Regions from separate parts of the Homo sapiens genome. Here region 1 is linked to region 2. The links are chromatin loops, found by intact Hi-C in ENCODE. Cell type or tissue: PC-3. All regions are shown on one strand. Links, peaks and the distances in the headings refer to the core of each region. The heading gives the core; the rest is flanking DNA.

Evidence for each region. Peaks named below come from ENCODE experiments on the same cell type or tissue, not always from the same donor. Only the 100,000 strongest peaks of a DNase experiment are listed, where the experiment ranks them.
Region 1: it touches region 2 in a loop (12-fold over the local background); 1 of 110 quality-filtered maps calls a loop at or near these places.

The regions. Positions count from the first base shown.
Region 1 is chr10:94,103,191-94,105,999 of GRCh38, forward strand. All of the region lies in intron 2 of PLCE1 (phospholipase C epsilon 1), which reads left to right. PLCE1-AS2 (PLCE1 antisense RNA 2) reads right to left here. Exons shown (of 8, transcript NR_120616.1): 3 at 1,148-1,267. Among named protein-coding and RNA genes, the nearest start is that of PLCE1-AS2, 4.2 kb to the right of the region's middle. In PC-3, for the core only: no CTCF peak of the experiment used is centred there; no DNase peak of the experiment used is centred there; H3K27ac peaks cover 2,208 bases.
Region 2 is chr10:94,051,338-94,054,146 of GRCh38, forward strand. The region is part of intron 2 of PLCE1 (phospholipase C epsilon 1); the gene reads left to right. Among named protein-coding and RNA genes, the nearest start is that of PLCE1-AS2, 56 kb to the right of the region's middle. In PC-3, for the core only: no CTCF peak of the experiment used is centred there; no DNase peak of the experiment used is centred there.

The sequences.
Region 1 (2,809 bases), core at 47-2,546, 52 kb after region 2:
CCTCACAACCACCTGATAAGACAGATACTGTTACTGTCATTATCACCATTTTACAGATAGGCAAACTGAGGCTTATTTTTACAAGATAAATGGCAAAGCTAGGGCTTGAACCTTGGGCCTGACTCCAGTGTTTGTGCTGTTAATTACTGATGCTACCAGACACCCTGAGAAAGCATCTAAGCCAGGGGAGTGGCAGCAGCCCTCTGGCCTTCAAGAGAGCAATCATTGTAAAAACAGATTATCCCAGCCACTTTGAATAATAGTTCTTGATCCAGAAAAAAAGCACGCAAAAGACCATTTGTCAAGATCCTTCTCTTCTTTTAGATTAACATCAGTGCTATGTTTCAGTTTCAGTAATTGAGGCTCAAGAAATTTGCTGTACAAACCACCATGGCACGTGTGTACCTATGTAAGAAAACTGCATGTTCTGCACATGTACCCCAGAACTTAAAGTATAATAAAAAAAAGGAAGAAAGAAATTTGCTGTAGGCAATTCTAAGTGTTGAGCTAAAATGAAGCAAACTCAAGCATCTTGCCTCCTTCTATCCTTACCCACACGGTGTGTGTGCATGCACATGCACACACAGTGCAACTCACACACCAAAACAGCTAAGAATAAAATGGGTTCGAATAACTCAAGCAAAGTCATTTGAAATTACAGACTTCAAGGCTAGTAGGCACCAGGCCAGGACATTCTCATTTCGGGTCTACCAACAAACTATCTCCTTTTTAAAGAGAAATGTCATTTTGATTTCAGCCATCCTTGCAGGAGGTTTTTCAGTGTAAATTCCTCTTAGCCTTCCTAAGTAAAAATGAAGAACAGCTGATCCTTGTCTTGTCCAATGTATGATTTTCCCTGGAACTTTTATGAGCTGAGTAGGATGAGCAAGAGAGGAAGTGTTCTTTAAGAGAGTCAATGTGCGGCCACTCTCAGCTGCGTGGTGTTGCCTATAGCAACTAAGATTTATTTTATAAACACATATATGGTCCTTACTGTACAGCAGGCACTGCTCAAAACAGTGTACAAATAGTAACGTCCTCTTCACAACCCTATGAAGGGGAAAGTGAGGCAGAAAGGAGCTAATTAACTGGCCCAAAATCACATCGCTAGAGTGGCAGGTGGGGGATCAGGGCTCAGGTAGCTTGCCTTCGGTGTGCATTACTCGTGGTTAGTAGTGTTGCCAATTTCTTCTGACATAGAGTTGATTATCTTCATGCTGTTTTTCTCACACAGAGATTAAGCCTGAAGTTCATGTATCCCATGACCCTGGGGAGAAAAAGAAACCTAACTACAATAAGCAATGGGAAATGAGTCAGAGCCTGTTTATTTTGATGATTGATTTTGTGAGAGTGATTTGTTGAATGAATGAACCAAATGAATGATGGCCTTTTGCGGCTTCTGTTTGCCACTTTGATATTCCAGGATTTATTTCTTTTGATCTTCTAAGCCATCTAATTGAAATACCCACAAATTCAGATATTACGATTTATATTTGGCCTTCAGTCCCCCATCTGCATCTGGCACGGTGGACTCAAGTACAGTTCACCTCTTGTGCATTTGACCTCTCACTCTAAAAATAAGGGCCAGATGAATGTTCATATTCCTTATAGAACAGATGATGGTTTTACTAGACGAGTGTGGTTTATACTTTAGAACAGCAGCTGCACATATGGAATGAAATTATCTGAGTAACCTATTTTCAAACCTTGACACATACATTTGGCTTAAAATTCAACATGCGCTTTCTCAAAAAGGAAGCAAATGTAAACAGTCTTCTCATATATTATCCTGCACATCTGAATCCTATGTTTTATTTATTCGTTTCTCTTTTGAGTCTGGAATATAATCAGTTGGAAATGAGGAAGGAAGCCCCATTCATTCGCCTCTTTGTGATGCCATGAAAATGATAGCATGTTTGAGCTGATGGAGGGCCTTGGAAATAATCAGAGGAGACCCTTTCATTTTATAGAAGGATTCTGAGGCCCAGAGAAGTGCAGTTTGCCTGGGTTCCTCCAATCAAAGGTGGTGAACATGGGCTTAAAACCAGGTTGCCTGACTCTAGGCCAACTGAGTTGGACAGTGTTGAGGTAAACTCTGAAAAGCTGGTGTTCCTGCCCACCACAGCTCCCCACCTGACCCCTCCAGTCTCAGTCAACACCCAGACACCAGGGATCACCTGTCAGTTATCTCAGACCAGAGATATCTCTTCAGGCTTCAGGCCTGTACTCGCTTTGTGTATTAGGCACTTATCACCACTCACCCAAACAATACATTGACTGATAGCGCCTCCCCATCGTCCTGATCATCTCCCCTAAACACACACACACACACAAAACACTTTTAAGGCACAGACCCATTGTTCTCAAAAAGTAGTGTTGATTACCTTAATCCTTTTCTAAAATGCTGCCATTGTCCACTTCACTCACTCCCACTCATGTATCCCAATCATTTAGAATGATGTTGGCACACTGAAAGCACTCAATAAATATGTGTTGAATGAATGAAAGGCTCCTCATTTCCTACTAAAGAAATTAATCTCCATTTCTTAGCTTGGTAGTCAAGGCCCTTTATCATCTGGCATTAATCTTTTCCCATTTTGCTCGCTTCCTCCCTTCTGTCCTCTGCTAATTAAACAACCAAATAGCTCTTTTTTAAGGTAAAAATTTATTGTTTACCAATAAATACTCAACTTATTGAGTGTTTATGCCAAGCCTTTTTTCACCTTTTTATGAGTGTTAACTCGTTTAATTCACACAACAAACCTATAAGGTTGGTACTATCATTATTACCATTTTACAAATAAGGCAA
Region 2 (2,809 bases), core at 6-2,505:
TGGAAATTGCAGAAGAGATTTGCAGTTTTTCATGTGTAAGAACCGTGCATGAAGATTTTGCCAGCTGCTCTGGTCTAGTTAGATGATTAAACATCTGCTTCATCATCGAAGCTCATTGTAAAAGAAACTGATCCATCTAAAAAAGAAGTCATGCCCATCCAAAGGATACGTCATTCAAATAATTTTGTAGATAAGTATATGCATCCCAAAACTAGCCGGAAATTTCTGATTATGTGGTCAAACACTTGGCAATGTTGGAGGCCAATGGGCATTGTAAAATTACTGCTAAGATTGAAACTTAAAGTGGCTGTTAGTAAAATAGGCCTGGATTCAGAATTGAAATGCGCTGGAACTGAATACAGTCCACAGTTTCTAAACCTGCTAAACATCAGTATTCTCATCAACGTGATTAAAATTGAACAGTGACAAGCACACATCTACATACCTACTTGTGATCATGTGACTCACTACTTGGCTGCCTTCATTTGTATTTGTTTAATCTTACCTAACTTGGCTTTAAACTTAAAATTATAAAAGTAATACACTCTCCTTGTAAAGAAAAATCGGTGTATAAAACTTTTAAAGTGACCTCTTCTCCAATTTCTCCCACCAAGTGAACAAACAGTTCATTGGTTCTGGTTTCACACTTTCCTGTGAATTCTGTCTAGGTTTTCAGCTCCTTCGGGGCATGAATTTCTTATTTAATTTTGTAATCCTTTTTATCCAGAATAGTGCTTTGCACAAAACAAGTTCTCAGTACATAACTTATTTGACTAATGATTGATTGAATAAGGATTGGAGGGGAGAATGCCCACATGGAAACCTAGAGGCTTGTAACCAAACCAAAAAGCAATGTTTTCAAAGTTCAATTCAGTTGCATTTGACAAGAAGTATTACTAATAACCTTTAAAGGAGCACTCTAATTGCTACTTTTCTAATTCCTCCTTCCCCCTAAATACCAACTCACAAAGAGATAATAAACAAATCTTTGAGAAAAGGTAAGTGTGAGTCCCTCCTCCCTACTTCTCCTTCTTAGAGTGAGGGACATGAGGCAGGAGAGGCTGGGGAAGACAGTAGAGGTGTCCTCGCAGTAGATAAATCTGTTACTCTGTATTGCCTGACTGTAAAATTTGCTGTGGAACATTTTTATTGGTAATTTCTTTTGCAGATGTTTCTGGAGAAAGTTGAAATTATGCTGGTAAAAACATATCTAGACTCCACATTGCAAATTTAAACATATTGTATTTTATTTCCTTAAGCAAAAAGGGAACTCTTTTTCCCCCTCCTTCTTTTCTTTCTTTCTTTTTCTTTTTTTCTTTTTTAAGCTAGAAAAAAGGAATGAGGAAAGTCCAAAGTGTCTTTTCCTATTTGGACTGAAAAATTAATTATGGCTTTGGGAATAAAGGTAGTGAGCATCATATCTCATTTCTAGTTAACCGGTAGTTCCCTTTACATATAAAGAGCAATTACTTTTGAAGACTCAAAAAATATATAGTCTTAAGGTGTGCTTCATATTATTTCCCCATGGTTTCATTTTTATTTCATTATCCTCTGACTCCATGACAAAATGTTTATTTGGTGCTTGCAAATTGAAAAAATCTGGAGTGGAATAAGCCACTTGCCATTTCTGATTAATTGCCTTGGATATGCTTTTAAATCCTCCCACTGAACCTGAAGCGTACTGTCCCAAATAACGCTTTTTGAAGAGAAAACTTTTGGAATGCCCTTCATTTCTTTGAGTTTTCATAAGAGTGGAATGTGTTATACAGGCAGCCTAGTGAGCAGTTAAGAGCTGGGCTCTGGAAGGAGTCCCGGCTCCACCGTTAACTAGCAGTGGAGCCTTCAGCAATTTACTTAATCTCCCTAAGCCTCAGTTTTTCTCACCTCTATAATGAGAATCATGAAAATAACACCTAATCTAGAGAGTCATGAGGATTCGGTATCTGAAAAAGCAACATGGCACATAGAAATTGTTCAATAGATTTTAGCTGCTGCTATTGTCATTATGATCTCTGTGACTACTAATCGTAAGAATGAATTGTGAAGATCTTTAGTACAGGAATGTGCTCTTTATGTCTGAGCAAATATTTTGCACATTGCCACAGTCTTTATTTGTTAGCACGCATGACATTTTTACTTTGCTATGTGGTCATTTATAGTCGGTTGCCCCTCCTAGATTGTAAGCCTGCTGGCCGGAGGGAGCAGCTCTTCTAGATTAGCCTTTGCATGCACCAGTAGACTCAGAAGGCCTTGCACTTAGCAGGTCCTCAAGAAAGGCTTATTGAATGCACTGGGAAGTTATAGGTGGAGGGCTGGGATCCAGCTTGCTCCAGAGTGAGGTCTCTGCCTCAGAAATATCCTCGCAGCAGTTGAATAAGGGCCAGGACTAGGGTTTGGGATTTCGCATTTCAACCAGGAATTGGAGCTGCCAAGATGCTAGTCACAATAGTGAGAGCCAGCCTTCCAGTCGCTGAATGAAGTTGAAAAGTAGAACAGATTTGGAAAACAGAAGTTATTTCATTTTTCAGGGTGACCAGATTAGTTTTTCTTTATTTTTTTTATATTGCATATTTTGAATTATTAAAAAGTAAATGGTTCAGAACATGAGATTCAGATTTGTAAACTGCCAGAATCCAGGTTGAAGAAACAGGCAGTAAGAGTGTCAGTAGAAATTATCCAATCATCAAGGGAAAAATGCAAGTCTGAGAGTCTCCTGACATAATTAAGGAAGTGAGTCTTCCTTATGGTCTAGTGGGGCCTTCCTTCTGTCACGGCAATTAAAGACACATCCCTAGGCACAAAAACACAT